Regions from separate parts of the Mus musculus genome. Here regions 1, 2 and 3 are each linked to region 4. Evidence: chromatin loops called from intact Hi-C (ENCODE). Cell type or tissue: heart. All regions are shown on one strand. Each heading gives the region's core, and the rest is flanking DNA. Links, peaks and the distances in the headings are about the cores only.

The links. Hi-C counts contacts between places; a loop is a spot of excess contacts. Peaks named below come from ENCODE experiments on the same cell type or tissue, not always from the same donor. Only the 100,000 strongest peaks of a DNase experiment are listed, where the experiment ranks them.
Region 1: it touches region 4 in a loop (1.9-fold over the local background); 3 of 42 quality-filtered maps call a loop at or near these places.
Region 2: it touches region 4 in a loop (1.9-fold over the local background); 3 of 42 quality-filtered maps call a loop at or near these places.
Region 3: a loop joins it to region 4, with 2.0 times the contacts of the local background. A loop is called at or near these places in 3 of 42 quality-filtered maps.

What each region holds. Positions count from the first base shown.
Region 1 is chr8:45,729,957-45,734,521 of GRCm38, forward strand. All of the region lies in intron 2 of Sorbs2 (sorbin and SH3 domain containing 2), which reads left to right. The region is part of intron 5 of Sorbs2os (sorbin and SH3 domain containing 2, opposite strand); the gene reads right to left. Among named protein-coding and RNA genes, the nearest start is that of Gm30635, 53 kb to the left of the region's middle. In heart, for the core only: no CTCF peak of the experiment used is centred there; no DNase peak of the experiment used is centred there.
Region 2 is chr8:45,717,844-45,722,408 of GRCm38, forward strand. The region is part of intron 2 of Sorbs2 (sorbin and SH3 domain containing 2); the gene reads left to right. Among named protein-coding and RNA genes, the nearest start is that of Gm30635, 41 kb to the left of the region's middle. In heart, for the core only: no CTCF peak of the experiment used is centred there; a DNase peak (open chromatin) is centred at 2,208.
Region 3 is chr8:45,710,342-45,714,906 of GRCm38, forward strand. All of the region lies in intron 2 of Sorbs2 (sorbin and SH3 domain containing 2), which reads left to right. Among named protein-coding and RNA genes, the nearest start is that of Gm30635, 34 kb to the left of the region's middle. In heart, for the core only: no CTCF peak of the experiment used is centred there; no DNase peak of the experiment used is centred there.
Region 4 is chr8:45,657,942-45,662,506 of GRCm38, forward strand. Sorbs2 (sorbin and SH3 domain containing 2) reads left to right here. Exons shown (of 24, transcript NM_001205219.1): 2 at 862-1,000. All of the region lies in intron 1 of Gm30635 (a long non-coding RNA gene), which reads right to left. Among named protein-coding and RNA genes, the nearest start is that of Gm51529, 19 kb to the left of the region's middle. In heart, for the core only: no CTCF peak of the experiment used is centred there; DNase peaks (open chromatin) are centred at 730 and 2,870; H3K4me3 peaks cover 4,000 bases; H3K27ac peaks cover 4,000 bases.

The sequences.
Region 1 (4,565 bases), core at 192-4,191, 72 kb after region 4:
TTCTGGGGTTTTCTTAGAAAAAGCAGCCATAGCCACGGGCCTGGGCTCAGAGAAACCAGAATAACGCTTTCCATATGGGTTTGCACAGTAGCTGCGTGAAAGTAATCTGTCTCAGGCAGCCAGTATTCTCTGTCTCAGAAGAGTAAGGCTGTGGTTCTAGGTTAACAGTCTCCATCTTATTCATCAACCAGTTTGGGACTCCATCACACATTCCTCTCACACTGTGTGTTCTCCCGTATCCCCCATGATCCAGAATTTAATTGCGACTATGCTGGGAGGCTTAGGAGGGCTTGGGCTTGTTTTCAAACATGGGTTCAGGATGCCTTGAAGAATAACACATGTTTTATTTTTATTAAGACTCCAGAGAGCTGAGCTGCCTCTCAAGTGTCGGTTTGTTGCTCTGTCATCTTGGAAAAATCATTCTTTTTAAATCCTCACAGATCTGTCCTCCGACATCTGTTTTCTTACAGAAATTACAGGATTGGAATTTAGGGGGGAAAATATACACTTAGTAAAACACTTAATGCTTATCTCAATTTATGCTGTAAAGTATGAAATATGGGAAACTAGACCAGCCAAACGCAATAATGTTTTTAATGTCAGAGTATTTGTGCTATCAATACATTAAAACCAGAATGGAAGATGGAAAGCTTCACGGAGGAGGGAAATTCTACAAAGTATACAACTTTTGAAACTAGTTATTTTAAAATATCAAGGATGCTCCACTCAGGAGAGGAATATGTGCTTCTTGCACAGTAACAGAAAGAGAAGCCAGTCTCACCAAGGATGCTAAAACTCTTCCATGGGTCACACAGCTCACGATATTATGTTTATAAACATCTCGTTCAGCCCTCATTGAGGGTCCTAAGCCGTCAGACTGATCACCACTATCTTTCATGCCACTTTCTTTGGCTTTAGTAGTCTTGACTGTAGTCAAGCTAAGTGGGCTAAGCTGCTCCAAATGGTTCTCGAAGTTTGTCTTATCTTATTTATGGCAATGTTTGTAAAAAGAAAAATGTCCTAGCTAAATGGAACAAGCTGCCCACCCAGACAGCAGACTTTCCTCTCAGTTCCAACAAGCTGCCAACGTGGGGTGGGATGATGGGAGATTGGAGAATGCTTACAGATCATCTGATAAACCATTTAGTTTGCCTCGATCTGAAGTAACACAATAATGCCCTGTATCCTTTTGGGAAGTACTAGATATTTTCTTGTAACATGGCCAAAGGTAAAGGTCTGCTTTAACAAACTTTATATGTTGGTGAATGGGATACATGTTGTTCACCTGTCATATTTGACTCATGGAATCTGTTGAAGATGATAGTCATAGATGGTATACACTGTATAGGTGCTTCAAAGTTGACCTGCTTTGAATCCAGTCCTCCTTGCCCCGCCTCCCCATGTCTTCTGTGACAAACAATGCAGTATCACAGAATGGGAAATTGTAAAGAGCGGTGCTTACTTTAACTTATGTTTCAAGTTTAAAGGAAGCAGCTTAGATTGACATATGGCAAGAGACAAAGACTATGTGTATTGTCTGTGACACTTCGGATCTGTTTCCCTCCGCTTAGGAAGCCATCAGGATTCAATTGTGCAAGCTCCATTCTAATGGCCTTATGTAATCCTAATCACTTCACCTAAAGAGTCCACCTCTAAACACCACAGTGGAAGTTTCTACACTCTTGACAGCCCACAGTGAATTTTAAATCTCATACATGAAGCTCTAGGAGGGACAAACTATATTCAAACCACAGCACCATCCTTCCAGTACTGCTCAGGTCACAGTCACCTGAATAGTGGGACTATTCTAATGCAGTGTATATAATCTTTCTGTGCCTGACTCACCATCTCACCCTTGGGGAATCTTTATTTTCATGAAGAGTCCATTTGACTTTTGATTTATGTAACGTAAGCCTGTGTAACTTTCCTAGAACTGTACTGTTACATTGAACAAATGGTTGTCTTAGGGGAAAATGTGCAATTAAAGCATTTAGAGGTATCCTCTAATTATCTGAAAGGGTTATAACAGTAAGTGGCAGTAGGAAAGTAGGACACTGAAGCAATATTTCATGGAACCAGGCAAAATAAAATCAATATTTATTTAGAGTATTTGGCTGACTTCATGTGTGTATGTGTAGGGTGTATCTACTTATATGTGGTATAGGCATTTGTGCACATGCACATACCAGTGTGTTATGACACCTGTCTATGGAGGCCAGAGGTTAACACTGGTATCCTCTTCAGTTACTTTGCACCTTTTTTAGGACAGGTTCTCACTAAATCCTGATTTCATCAGTGGGCAAGACCGACTGGTCTGAGAGCCCCACCGGTCTGCTCCAGTGTTGTTGCACCTGGTACTTTGCCAACTGAGCCATCTCCTCAACCTGTGATGCTGACTTTGAAGTATTGGAAAAATACCAGCCAGTCTTACCTGCCTGTTGCTGACTTTTTTTCTTCAATATGTCTTTGGGCACGTGTGTTTAGGAAAAGTTGTGTTTTGAACAGCTCACGTAGTAACAACCCAAAAAGAGCATTTACAGAATTCCTTCAACCCATGATTTTGTTTTAGATTTTTTTCCCCAAGTATCAGGCAGATTAATATGACTTAAAAGAATGATATATGTTCTTATAAAAATCACTGTTTTTATGGCTCTGTGACCTTTTGCCTCTTTAGTGCTTGTCATTATTTCTCCTCATTCCCAAAAATGATGTTGATCCCCACTGCAGTGTCTAGTTTGCCTTATTTATACTATGAGCCCATCATCAAGGCCCATTAGCTCAATAATTGTGGGAGGCAGCATTCCTAGGCAGGGAACATCCTGCCCTTACTATCTACTGTGATGAGTTTTGTGCCCGCCCACTTGGAGGCAGAGGAGTTGATGTCTCATGTGGGGGAACAATTTATAGGAAGTGTTCAGAAAGGCAGTTAAGGTGTGGTTTTGCTTTTCAAAACTCAGGAACTGTAAAAGACAAAATGAACTGATCGGTCTTTTCTTGTAAATATCTCAGAGTAGCATGTTGACATATTCTTGCAAGTAAGTGATGCTAAATGTCAGCGTGAATTAAGCCATTTGGCTGTAATTGAGAAGGAATTGAGGGGTGAACTATTTCAGCAGTTTTGAATACTTATCATCATGCCATGGTCAGAGAGAAAAAGGAAAGGGCATTGATCTCTTAGGGCATTTTAATCAGAAAGTGGGACGCAAAAGCGGTCGTTTCACAGAACACAAAAATAGTACAAGTTAGAATCTGCTGTAGATCCTTAATGTGCAGAGTATTCCCATCCTCATGTTTAAGATCATCTCTCAACAGTCTAACGTCCCACAGCGTCTTCCCACTGTAGGCTATCAGTGTACTTGCATCTAAATAATACATAAAGTACCAGTATGTTACTTCACAACAGCTATATCAGTCTGGGTGATTAAAACTATCCAATGGGGGGAAAAAAATAACAACAACAACAAAAAAAAACCAAAGCCACTTTAAATTTCAGATCACTTTAAATTTCAGTTCAAGTTTAACTCTCTCACTTGATCTATGACCTTGATAGTTAACTCAGTTCTATAAAAATAACATGACTGACATAGAATTCCTGGGTAAAACTGGGGGAAAGATGTTGTTTCTGATTTTCTTCAGAATGGATGGCTTGTGACGACTAATCACAATAATAACAGCAATCACAAATTCAAGCATAGTTATGTCTGTGTCCACAGTTTTGTTGCTGTGCAGGTGTGATCAAACCTCTCAGGACCCCAACTCAAAAGAAAAAAGTTGCAGTCTCGTCTTTGATGCACCTTGAAAACAAAGGGCCACTCTGTTCTCCATAACAATAATAATAAGGGAAAGACAGTTGGGTACAATTCACTAGATGTTTGACGTTATGTCATGTCATTGCTGAAGTATTAACAAGCAATCCAATCCATTGCCATACACATAACTGAAAACCAAAGTTAGTCCTACCTCTAGATAAAACAAACTCATTCCCATGCATATCCTGAACTGGTATATAATATATATATATATATATATAATATAATATAATATAATATAATATAATATAATATATATGTTGCTTTGTTCTATCAGCTTTGTAAAAAACTAATTTAAGCAAATCCAGCCCACATAACTCATAAAAATTATTTTGACCCGTTAATACGCCAGGCTCTTGTTCTGTAGACTGCCTTCTTCGGGTAAATTATTTCTATTTCATAGTACATTGTCATAATCTTGGCCCCCGTTCAATTCCAATTTAAGAAAATACTTGAAGTGCTGCTGTCTTCTAGCTGCATTCAAACACTCTAGGAATTTGATGCCTTCCAGACTAATCTGCGCCCGCCCGCCCGTTATGCAAGTGCAATCAAAGACACTTTCAGAACAGAACAAAAGAGAGATTGGATTCTCTGTAGCTTAAATTGCTTAAATAGAGTGGAATTGTTAATGGATTTTGTGCAGCAAACAAGGGAGACAGAATCATGCATTTTTATTAGTCACCCAAGAAGCCTTTGGTTTCAGGTTGTTCTTAGCACACAAATACCATGGCTCATCTTTAAGAACTTCCAAGTGTC
Region 2 (4,565 bases), core at 227-4,226, 60 kb after region 4:
TAATCGCATAAAAATAAACCAATAGGCGATTCCCCCACAGTTACTGACAATAGCTCCTCGATAGAGGGTAAGGCTTGAATAGCTTGATTCTGTGCAGGTCTTGCACAAACAACTATAGCTTCTGTGAGTCTATGACTGTAATATGTAAAGATTGTACATCACAGAACTCCTCACTGTTCTCTGGTTCTTACAATCTTCCTGTTATCTATGATATTCCCTAAGGCTTGGTGGTAACAGAATTAATATAGATATTATTGTTTAGGGCTGAACACTCAGTCTCCTATCTGTAGCTCTTTGATTTGCTACATATCTTTCCAGTGACTGCTGCTCAAGAAAAAAATAAATTCCCAGACCAAGGTTAAAAGCAGCCTAGGTCTATACATACAAACATGAATATCTGGGAAGCAATTTGACAGCATGACCATTTAGCAAATTATCAATAGCCCAAGGGCCTATGACTTTAGCCAAGGGGTATCAATAAGGATAACCATACCAGGAATTAAATTTCCTCCTATTGAACATGCCTCTAATCCAATCAGACACCATTACCCATAATGGTGATGCCGCCTTTGCCCCTTGCTTGGCAGGGCCTTATTGTAAGCCCTTCCCCAATTTGTTATGCTTTCCTTAGAATTCAGGAGTAGTTTGTGGAGGGAAACGCTGCAGATTGCAGGAGACAAATTTAATGCTGAGATAAAGTTTCCTCAAGATCTTCCTTTTCTGTTTGAATAATCCTACCTTATAGTATTGTAAGAGAATAAATACTAATGATGTTAGTCTTAACATCAACTCTCTCAGTTTAGGCAAATTATAGAACCAACTATTTCTAAAACTAACTATGATTAAGTAAATTCTTTTATTTGCAAATGTTAACATACATTGACGAGAAAACTTTTTATAAGCCTTAAAGCCTATCATAAGACATTCCATTATGATTTATTTACCTTTAACAAGATGATTTATAAGCCCTTTAATCTGTAGTCTCACAATACAGTTCCTTATCTTTTCATAGAATCAAATGTTAGAAAGATGCCATAAGATAAACGCTAAAATCACTGTTTGAGGAATTCAGGTTGCAAGATTCATTGCTTTTTTGTTGTTATCATAAAACATGTTTTTGTGAAGATTTTAGGAGACTAAATGAGGAGAAAAAAGCCTGAAGCAGTTAACATACAGACAGAAGTGTATTAACATTTTACAGACTGCTGTGATTCTGCTGGGTGCTGGCTTAATGTAATCCTGAAGTTCAAGTATGACCTTGATATGCATCAAATATTGGAATCATTGGGTGCAGTGAGAGGCTGGTGACACAGGTTGAAGTTTTGTTTTTGCAAGACACTGCTCAAAAATATCATGGCATCCAACCTGCTGACCTTGTGCATGGTTAGAAGCATTCCTTTTGAAAAAAAATTAAAAGTCTGTTAAAATGCAAATGTGTTAGCTTAATAAGAGACTATCTCATCACTTGTACTTTTAACAAAACCCCAAAAGATTAGATGTTAAGCTCTAACCCCATGCACGTAGCCAATTAACTTATCCCAATTAATGGATGACAGTTGTTATAATTGAGAAAACTAATTTCTCGTTACACTTCAAGATCAGTGATAGTCACTAATATTTCACTTACAGAATTCAAAATGAAGGTCCCAATGGGAAGTGGTAGTTTCGGGGTGCACAGAGTTGTTCTGATGTTAACTGAATTCATACCCTTGGTCAGAATCCAAAAGTAGATCAATTAATGTCTGATTTCACAAATGTAAACAAACAAACAAAAAAGGTAAAAAGTGGTGTTCACTATCAACATGTGGCAAAATTAATTCATAGGCTGCTACTTTAATGACACATGGGGCCACAATGACTGTCATTTCTTTGAGACAGGAATTCTTACAGCCCAAACTATGCTTGAATTTACTATATAATCAAGATGACCTTGGATTTCTGTTCTCCCGACCTCCACCTCCCAAGTTCTCGGGATTATGGGCTTGCATCACTGTGCTCAGCCAATGTTGACTGTTTTTGTTACATCATGGAGCACAGACTCGTTCTACTCTCTTTGAGACTGTCTGGCTCACATCTCTACCACAGTAATATTTCCAGAGTTGCCCTGGTGCTAAAAATGACTATCTCCTTGAACTTCCTAAACGGAAAAGAAACCTTGACTTCAGCACTTCACCGTACTCATTCTTTCCCCACGACTGCCCAGTGTGGAGCCATACCAGAACAAGGGCTTTTCCTCCCCGTGGGTTCCACCCTATGACTGTGTTTCCTGCCTCTGAATCACCTTCTCCTGATGGAGGCCCCTGCTGTGTCGATGAAAATGAGATCATAAACAAACATGTAAGCCCTCAAGGCAGGAAGAGTGCTCTGCAGGAAAACTCCCAAAGAATAGTGGAAATAAAGAAATTGGCTATTTATATGGGGTGGCCAGGAATGGTCTCTCTGGTAGGGTGATATGTACATAAATGTCCCCCATAGTCTTGATTATTTGGACACTTGGTCCCCAATTACTGACACTATTTATGGAGGTTTAAGAGGTGCAGCCTCTTTGGAGGGAGAATGTCCATGGGAGTGAACTTTGAGAGCTTAAAGCTTTGTCTACTTCCAATGTGCTAGCTCTGCCTGGTGCTTGTGGTTTAAAGATGTGAGCTCTCAACTTGCTACCATATGTCCCGTTATAATGGATTTTTTATTCCTCTGGAACCGTTATGCCCAAATAACCTCTTCCTTCTATAGCTTGCCTTGGCCACGGTGTTTTATGACAGGAATAGAAAAGTAACTAAGGCAGGTAGCATCTGAGCATTAAGCCGGGCGACTAAAGGACAAAGCTGGTGATAGATGGAAGTACTCTGGGCCGAGAGGAAAACGCTGGGATAGTAGTGGGCTTGGTATGTGCAAGCAACAGTGAAGTATTCCAGATCCTAGAACAGACTGGGCAGGGAGCAAGAGTGGTAGCCATGGGCCTAGAGGATGGGAGATGGGACCATGAGTTGGAGTCCTTTGAACAAAATGATTATTCTCTATCATGTTACAGCCACCTCTCTCAGAATATTCCAGAATCAGAATACAACACATGCAGGTACAAGCAGAGGAAGGGAAACCAGTCGTGAGGCACTAAAACAGTCAAGGCAAGCTAGAAGATGCTCACAGAGAAGTTAAATTTGCATAGTTGTGAGTTCTAGATATACACAACATTATAAGATTTGACCACAAATGAACATGGTAATAGCAATTATGAGTCAAATATGATGTCAATGCTTTTTGAGGCTGGAAAGCAGTAAAATTTTTGGCAGTACATTCTAGAAAGTGCTCTACCATTGAACTATATTCCTGCATCTCCAGTACCACCCTCCTCCTCCTCCTCCTCCTCCTCCTCCTCCTCCTCCTCCTCCTCCCTCCTCCTTTTTAGATAGATCTCATCGAGGCCCCAGGATGATCTGAAACTCACTCCAGAGCCCAGGCTAGACTTGAACTTGTAACATTCCTGCCCTGCCTCCTGAGTACTGATATTTCAAGCCTGGGCCACTAGATTCAGCAATGGTGATGCTTTTTACAGAGTGATAGCAGGTGGACCAAAGATCTGGGTCATGTGCCTATTTGACATGCACAAATATGTATGTAAATAGGCAGCTGTTATTCCAAGCCTGACATTCTGAGGATAGTGATTTATGAATGATCAAACAGCTACAGTTTAGCTCAACTGCCCTTTAAAAATAAAAATCTACTGACTAGTGTGATTGCCTAAACCCCAACATATGTTGAGAATTTCCATTGATCAGAATACAGAAAAGAGAGCAGTGGGGCAGAAGTAATGAGAAAATACGCTGAGGGGTAAAAATGGGAGAGAAGGTGGATGAACAGCAAGATGCTTCGTCTCCCTGCTCTACATTTGTGGTGCTTTGACTCAGAACTCACTGAGGTGATATGGTGTATACATACATATATATGTATACATACATATATATATACACATACATATACACATATACATACACATATATATGTTACTTGTCTTGCTGATGAGATGAAGTACCTGGAAAAATAATCAGTTTAAGGAAGGAAGAGGGTTTTTTTCTTGCTTTGTTTTGTTTTGTTTTGTTTTGTTTTGTGTTTGTTTGTTTGTTTTTCTCACAATTTGAAAGCATACCCTATCATGATGTGGAAGCCATGGCTGCAGGAACTTGAAGAGGTAACTGGCCATACTGAATATGAAGTCAGAAGGCTGGCAACGATGACTGCTTGTGCTCAGCTCATCTTTCTGTTTAGTGCAGGACCCATTTTTATGTAGTGTAGGACTCCTTCCCACGGAATGGAACCATGCGCATTCAGGGCAGGTCTACCAATCTCTATCTCCGTCTAAAATTTCCTGCAAAGATATGCCCAGAAGTTTGTTTCCATGGTGATTATAAATTCTAGCAAGATTAACCATCATATCGCTCAAACTGAAATATTAGCTCAACCTTTGAATTTCTACACATGCCCCTCGTTGAATTTGAAACACTAAATATCTGGAAAAAAAAAAGTCAAGGTCTATTAAACAATCACTGTTTTGTTTAATTGTAGAAGCC
Region 3 (4,565 bases), core at 325-4,324, 52 kb after region 4:
AAATCAAGCATTCCTCTATCACAGCTCCAGAGGAGGAGGAGGAACATTACCTTTGTCTTCCTAGTGATTACCTTCGGGCTCATACTGTCTTCTCCACAGTCCTACCAAGTAGGAACCTGTGGATCACCGCAGTGTGAAATCGAGAAGCCTGACGCCAGGAGGCAAACTAGAGTGTCTCTAGTCATGTGGAGCCATGACAGTGCTGTGGTCAGAACCTAAACTTTCATAGCACTGGTTCAATGTGGCTAATGTCACACTCCCTCTCTTCAGGGAATGGATTAAGACCTAGGTCTTCTCAAGGAATGTATAGTTTGTCTGTCTGTCTGTCTGGATATCATAAGGCAAGGAGAGGGAGAGGGGAAGGAAGAGAGTGTAGTATGACCTGGGACCACATCAGAGACAGTAATTACATCTGCACCTTCTGTTAACTGACCATCTGGTCAGAAGTATGTCTAAGTCAGTCTATGGCAGTTTAAATCAGTGATTCTCAATATGTGGGTTGCAACTCCCATAGGGATCCTGTACCAGATATCCTGCGTATCAGATATTTACATTACAATTCATGTATATGAGTACACTGTAGCTGTCCTCAGACACACCAGAAGAGGACATTGGATCCCATTACAGCTGGTTGTGAGCCACCATGTGGTTGCTGGGAATTGAACTCAGGACCTCAGGAAGAGCAGTCAGCAGTACTCTTAACCACTGAGCCATCTCTCCAGCCCCTACATTACAATTCATAACAGTAGCAAAATTACAGGTATAAAATAGCAGTGAACATAAAATTCTACAACATGAGGAAGTGAGTTGCAGGATATTTGAACAAGCTGTGAACCCCAAGATTGTGTTATTTACCTGAAGAACCCGTTTCTAGTTGTGGTTGGCTCAGCCCTAGTACACACCTTTAATCCAAGAGCTTTCTGTTTACTGTAAACAGGAGGATTAAATAAAGTCAACCATAGGCCAAGAGTCGGAGCCAGCAACCAGTTGACAGGAAGTGAACATAGGAAAAGAAGACAGAGAGCAAGAGGGAGTGGGGAGGATAGGTAAAGAGACACACAGGAAGTAGAAAGGAGGGACCTGGAGGTTAGGGATTTCTGAGCATGGTGGAGAACTTCCTTTGGGGATATCAGCTGAGGAGGAAGGTCAGCTGGGTGCTTTCTCTGCCTCACCCCAGCATCTGCCTCCCAAGCTTCTCTTGATAAAATCAAATGTTTGAGATTTTGTTAAAAATGAACGAACTATATCAAAGGGTCACAGCATTAGGAAAGTCAGAAAAACCACTGCTTTAAAGGAAAATGAAATTCGGTATAAAACTGGGGACGGTTTCCTTATAATGAGGCATAAATATAAATTTAATAAGAGTGCTCGAGTTTTCTAGCCTCCACCTGTGCTCATACATTTCTTGTGGCTAAAAGCTCAGTTACTTTTCGACATTAAAAGCCACAGAGGCGTTAGCGAGAGAAAGCTTTGTTGCCCACCATGTGAATAAAGATGCCGGTAGTATAGGGCTAGTGTACCAGCCTTGTGTGACTTTTCCTAGGTGATGTAAACACCTAGTCACTCCATACAAAAAGGGCAAGGATAGACCAAAAAAAAAAAGGGTCCTAGTGAAGTCTTTCTGGGTTGCTGGTGAGGTTACTGGGGGTAATTTCAGGAACGTGGGTGACTTTTAAGGAACTGAAGCACCAAAAGTCTCATCCTAGACAAAATTGATCTCTTATATAATCTCAGAGAAGAGGGGAACCCCAGGAAGACTTTTGGTGATTCGTGAAGTCTTCGGAGCCTACTAAGCCACTCTACCTCTGTGGTGGAAGAGGCCTAATCTCATGGGCCTTTCACTCAGGTCACCACAGTGGCTCCGTTTCCGGGAAGGGGGTGGTTATGTCTGACCCAGAGCAAGCAGGCAGCTGGACAGTTGGCAGGCCCTCCTTCATGGTTTTAGCTCTGCCTTTTTTTAAAAAAAAAAAAAACAAAAACAAAAACAAAACAACAACAACAAAAATCCCTCCCTTTCTCTTTTGGTCCTTTTGGGTCCCACTTAAGACCCAAACAAAGTCTACATTTGACATTCTACCCAGACGAAAAGGACAAAAAAATAGGCAAGCAGGACCTTTCCTTTAAAGAGTGTAGTCTCTTGAAAAAGGCCCGCATGACGTCCTCTCAGGCCCACTGGCTAAAATGTGGTCAACAGAACCTGAGAACTGTAACCGGAGCCTGGTAAAGTCGTGAGTCTAGCTAAGATCCCTATAAATAAGAGGTAAGAAGGGAAGGTTTAGGAATCTGAGGATGTTACCTCCCCTGCTGCATAACCTAACTATAATTGATAAGAGACTTTATGTGCAGTACTACTGGGGCTTTGTTTCCAAACGTCAATTAGGAACGTCATTGGGCCGTTTCAACAATTGAAGGAAGATGTCTCACCTTGTCAAGCGCTACTCATTTACAGCTAAACCTAACACCTTCTGCTAAGCTAGTCATAGCCAAATTCAGCTTGTCACCAAGATATCAAGACAAACATTCTTGGAGCATGGGGCTCTAGCCCTCTGCCTTGGTTTGGTTTATTTACGACAAAAAAAAGTAGGTTGAGGGATGGAGTTGCAGAAATTGATCCGTATAACTGTTACTCTAGATGTCATGAAACTGATAACCAAATGCTGCAGAGAAAGGGGAAAATTGTTCAAATCGGCTTAGTATAGAATGCCCTAGCCTGGTGACATTGAATAATTCATTGTAGTGTACACTACACGCTGATTTGAGACTCTCGGTAAAACAGGCAAGACTGCTATTCCATTCTTCCTGGCTTATTCTTGACTTAATTCAGAACTGCAGCTCCTACCTGCTGCTTCCATGGACTAGATAACACTCCAGCCTGCCCACTGGTTTGTGATGTTAACATTACTGCATATTACCTAATGCATTACTCCATTGTCTTGATCCGACAGACAATAGGCAAGGTGAGTTTCTGAAAACCAGATTCTTCTTAAGTGTCTCCGGGCAAGCTTGCTGCTTCATAGAATCTAGCAGTCCATCTGCAGAGAGTTGGGCTCATTGGCAGGGCCAAGTCTGTCATCCAGAGGCCTTCGGTTTGTAGCAGGTTTACACATTGTCAGTCAGTTTTGAGCCAAACTGAGAGGGGATGAGAGCTCACGACGGGCCTTATGATATTATAAAAAAAGGGAGTGTGTCGGAACTCTTGCACATGTTTGACTTTCATTGTGCAAATGAAGAAGAAAAGTGCACACAGGACAGGTAGAGAGTGACCTGAAGGCACCCACCTAATTAAGTACCACACTCTGGACGTCAAGCTCATGGAAAAAAACACTTTCTGGTCTTGACTCTCAGAATAGCATAGTAATCCTAGATGCAGTAAACAGAGCCTTGAACACACACTCAAAACTGCCCAAATTTAGTGACATTGTATGTGTGTGTGTGTGTGTATGTGTATATATATACATATATACCTATATATATAACATGTTATATATACATATATATGACAAATTTATAATTATTAAATAAAGTAGTAATCAGCAATGAAAAAGAACTAATGATGTAGCAAACAGTTCTCAGTTTTCCCTTGGATTTCTCAAACTTTTCCTATATTGGTTAATATAATGCTAATTATATTAATACATGAAGCCATCATTTGAAATTATGTATGATCAATCCTCATACTTGGTTACTATGGCATTGCGTTCAGGGAAAACAGCAGCTTCTGTCTTTTTTTTTTTTAATTGGCCTACTCTTTTTTTATTATTATTATTAGATATTTTCTTTATATACATTTCAAATTTCAAATGTTATCCCAAAAGTTCACTATACCCCTCCCCTCTGCCCTGCTTCCCTACCTACCCACTCCCACTTCTTGGCCCTGGCATTCCCCTGTACTGGGGCATATAAAGTTTGCAAGACCAAGGGGCCTCTCTTCCCAGTGATGGCCGACTAGGCCATCTTATGATACATATGCAGCTAGAGACACGAGCTCTGGGGGTATTATTTGGTTTTATGCCAGGGATCTTTCTGTTGAGTACATCATCTCATCCTATCTTCCCTCTGATCCTCACCTGCTTATGACTGTGGAAACCGATGAAGAACAACATATAGTGGCTCTCTCTATGTCTGCCAGCTAGGAAGCAACTGCCACCTCATTCACTGTACTGTCCTGACTACGAGCAAAGCCAGATGACGTCTCTCGTAAGTGTACACACAGCAAGCAGTAGACTGAGCTCTGGTCTTTTCCCTTTCATGTTTCCTCTCTATTCCTAGTTTAACTCACTTGACCTGCTTGTATTTCTTAGTTTGTGTCACATCCTCTCCATTGACCTAAAGCTACACATATCTATAAGCACTTATTTTCTGTGGTGAGGTACCCATCTTCTCATACCTATGTGTAATGCTGTTATGTTAAGAAATTAGTAAACAACTGGATAATTTCATAAAACTAATAATATATGTTGAATGCAGGACCACAATTGGAGAACAAAACAGCCTTGCTCTGACACCAGACACATTCTTGGCTCTCTGCATCTCCTCCTTTTGTTCAAAACAGTCTGTGTCTTAAT
Region 4 (4,565 bases), core at 387-4,386:
AAGCACGGTTTATCTGCCCAGTTTTGCATTCCCAGAGCTCCTAGTGAGCTGAGAGATGCTTGCCCCATAAATGCTAAAGGAGGGAACATAGAAATACAACTTCTAGATTGTGGTTATTCATTCTGAAAACCAAATAAAAGTCCGAAGTTTGTCTGTCGTGGTTGGTGACCTGGTGTGAATGAATCTTTTTCCACTGGGCTTTGGGAGGCAGAAGCCTCTCTGCTTCATGTCACTGAATAGTCCCCCAGTCTCAGCCAGCAGATAAGACATGTCATCAGCTTAACCCAGTAGCTTTCAAAAATAGCATAGTTAAAGTGGACATGTAGGTGTGTTCTAGAAAGAAACCATTTGCCTGTGGTCTTAAGAAGAGGCCAGTAGCTGATGTTGCTACCTGAGATCTAAAATGTTGCACTAAGACCGGTTGTGAGCTGGCAAGGAGATAATCAGAAGTCTCCCTCATCAATAGACCTTAGCATCTTACTTCCTACTGATCGGGTAAACCCTTTAGAAAACATCACGGTTGGACCAAGGTACAGTGTTCCTTTAAGATTCTGTGTGTGTGTGTGTGTGTGTGTGTGTGTGTGGTGTTTTCAATAGCGCTGGCAGTTTTCCTCAAAATTTCAATGAATATTTGCACAATGAACCAAGTTGTTGTGGGTTTCCTGGTTTGTGTTGGTCCGCCTCCCCCCCCCCCATGGAGTGGGGGTGGTGAAACGGGCAAGGCATTTTCATCCCTTTGCAGACAAGTCCAGCTGCTGGCAATGCTGAAAATAGCTCAAATGAGCACCACCCAGCAGCTGAGATTCTTTGCCTCTCTCATTGCGTTTTCTCCTGACCCCCATCTCCTTTTCCTCCCTGCAGACGCTTGGATTGGACTTAATCTTAAACCTCTGGAGGTCAAGACCTTTTAAAAAGGGCTAAATAAACACTCTCTACATGTAAAAGGCCAGCGACTCCTACTTCCTCTGTTGGAGCAACTGAGGAGTTCGGCCTCTTCTAGGTAAGGTTTTTATTCGGGGAATAACTTGCTTTCCTGTGTGGTTGTTGACTAGTGTCTCTAAACTAACTTTTTAATAAGCATCAGCGGAGGCCGAGGGATTCCCAGGTAAACGCCGAGTGTGTCGGGATGTGGCAGTTGCAGTAGGCATTTTGTCAGTGTGGTTGTAAACTTTGCCTAAAGCCCTCTGTCCCTGTGGCGGTGGCTGCATGCATACAGACCTGACAGAGGCTGAGCACTGTCTCAGAGTTTTCATTAGGCGTGACTGCCACAGAGCTGAGAAGACCTGTAGACACCGTCATTCCATTGTATAGACTACTTTTTATTTTAACTTTCTAAAGGCATGCTTTAAAGCCAACAAAACGAAGCCCACCAGGGCAAAGACAGCACATTAGTGATTGGTCTTGATGGACAACAAGGCGGCTGCAGAAGAGTGCGGTCCCCACTAAATGTTGTTTTAGTCACTGCTGGTGTGGAATGAGACGTTGTTTAGGGGATTTCAGTATTCTGATCACTATTGGGTTTTTATATGTCTAGTGCACTTTTGGGGTGACTGATTTTGAGAATCCCTTACCGGAGCTGAATCTTATCTAAGCTACTCTTGTGTGAGGTAGATTTTCTGACAGGTTTTTCTCTACTGCGATAGTAAACTTTTTTTATGGATAGTTTTCTGGCTCGCCTCCTTCCCACCTCCTTCTGCTTTGCACTTGACATTTTGCAAAGTACTTTGATCTGTGGACTTTAGCCTCAAACATACCATTTACTTTGATTGTGAGTATTTACTATGTTCAGTAAAAAGGACTTTTTTTTTCCTTAATGCTTTGATAGCAATTCCTTCAGATAATTTACTGGCTTGGGTTCTCCTGCCGTTATGCTTTAGACTTTATTTCTAAAGGAACCTTTAATTTAAAAAGTTTTTTTTTTTTCTGGCAAAGCTCTTTTACCGTGCTGACTTCCTAACATAGCTGTTCTGAGCCTTCCTGATGCTGTGACCCTTGAACACAGTAGCCCCAAGTTGTGGTGACCTCACCCCCATCAGAAAATTATTTTCTCCACTACTTTATAACTGTAATTTTGCTACTGTTATGAATCATAATGAAAACGTCTGATATTTCCAATAGTCTTAGCTGACCTCTGTGAAAGAGTGGTGTCCCCCACCACCCGCTGACATACACACAAAGGGATCACAACCCACAGGTTGAGAGCTACTGATCTCACAACTCAAGATGTCTAAAAGCAAGTAGGAAAGACAGTTCACAGACCCAGTCCCGTCAACCCCCACTTAAGTGCCCTGCTTCCCCAAATTACCACCTGACTTGAGGCTTAATTGTTGCTTTTTTATGAGTACTGAAACCCTTAGTATTTCAAGATGCTTTCTACCAAAAGAGGTTTGGTTAAAATGAACAAACAAAACAAACACAAACAAACAAACAAACACCCCCAAGTATTTAAATGCCATAGTGATCTTTTGAGTAACATACCCAATAAGACAAAAGAAAAAGACACAAGAAAACCAAAAGTTAAATTAAAAAAAAAAAAATCTTAAGAGGCCAGAAGTTTTAGTGAAACTTTTTTTTTTTTGATGAATGGGATAAGGAATGTAAGAGAAAAACAAAATAAGAAGTGGTTCCTAAAACAGACAAATGTTAACGTGTTTTCTAATCATTAATCAGCCTCGTTATTATCTTCACGTTCAAAACCTCATACATAATGAATGTGTTTGCTTCCTTCTCAATTCTACTCCAAGAACTGAATATCGTTCCTCTTCTGCTGGAGGCTAGGAGCCTGAGCCAGTCAGGCAGGCTGTGAGGTCTCCGGCTGTGGCTCCTCGGAGCTGACAGTCTGTTCCGTGAACCTTGTAAAGGAAGGAAGCCAGTGGCCACCAGACAGGACTTGAAGGAGGCAGAGGGAGGGGGAACATTTCGGGACTGTTCCTCCCCAAGTAGGAGCGCATGGAGTTCTCCCTTCGAGAATGCGGATTATTGTAGGGAAAGCTGGGGACAGGTCAGCAGCATTGCCGTGTTCCTTCACCTCTTGGAATCTACATCATTAATTTCTGGGAACAGTCAAACTTCGAGTCCCCCTGTTCAGGGCTTCATGGCTTCCAAGGATCTCTGAGGGATCAGGGATTGCCCCTGTTAGCACTGGGAAGGTTTGGTGAGCATGCCAGGTGCATGTTCGTGCCTAGAGCTGCTATTAGTATAGAGGCAAAATCAAAGACACCGGAAGGCGTAAGTTTGCAAGACAGCAAACTGCAATCCCATCCCGACGAGCCATCGGATGTCTTGTTTCGCCCTCCTCCTTCATGCCCCTGTGTTTTAACTTTCCTTTGAAACATTGGACTATTTGAACGTGAAACTCAAGGAGGAACCTAGCCGAGGCCGCCGAGTTTCACATAGGCTCCACATGAATGAAGCATTCTACCCAGCTTCGCTCAAAACCTGGCCCATGTTTGCCAAAAGTTCTGTGCGTGTCAGCAAGCCTGGATTGGAAACCTAATCCCAAACCAGGTGACTTCTGGACTTTAGAGGCTTTGTTGTATAAGTACAGAAGCTGTCAAACAAGGGCATTTCTTATTTCCGCAGCCTCTACTGTAATTTCATGTGTATACACATTTCTTTCTATTTATTCCATGATGTTTTGAGAACAAGTGGAAGTCTAATATGGATTTCTGTAGATGCAGTATTTAAGCATTGGCAAACAGTAGCCTGCATTTTAAATTCCAGCAAGGTCTGAACAGAGTGGCATGAACATGCTGGCATAATTCAGCCAAAGGAAGGAAGTCCCAAGGGAGCTATGGAATGTCTTTCTTTGCTTAAATATACCTCTGTGCTTGTGAAGAACAAACAGTAACATTTTGTCCAGGTCTGTCCTCTTGACAGTGTGCCTTTGTTCACTCTCCAAAGGTGGTGTCAAATATATTGGTGGAAAAATAATAAACTTCCCCAGACTCCCCCCTCCCGCGGTTGCTCAATTGATATACTCATAGGGACCATTGTAAGCATTGAAACGTTTGCTCCTCTTCCTTGTAATGTAAACTGAGAGTGAAGGAGTAGTCGGGGAAGTCAGCTTCTCTCAGAAAGGCTTACAGACCCAGAGCTGCTGTGTACGTGAACAATTTAATGAGACCTGGTCGTTAAAGGGTGAGCATGAGTGTGTGTGTGTATGCCTGTGTGATTGTGGGTGTGTGCAGGGATACTGGAGGGAGGAGAGGGGGTGAGTAGTTTTGCAATGCTTTCTTCAGAAAATCTGTGACCTCAGAAACAAAGCTGATCAAGGTCAGGATCTAAAAACCTTCCTTGGTTGATCAAAATACTTTTGGTGTTAATTGCTCTCATTCAAAGCGTCAAATATTAGGATTCCAGACATAGAATAATCTCCAATGTACATAGGACCATTTTGGAGGGTGTGTACTTGTAGAACTTCTATGGGTTGATCTCAGAAAAGCCGTCATGATGCTGAGGCCATCGTAAGACTCAAAGCCACACGGAAAACTAAAATTCAACTTGACGTTTTCTTACTTGGGCAGTGTGTACTCAATCTAAAGACGTTTCACAGAAATTAATCA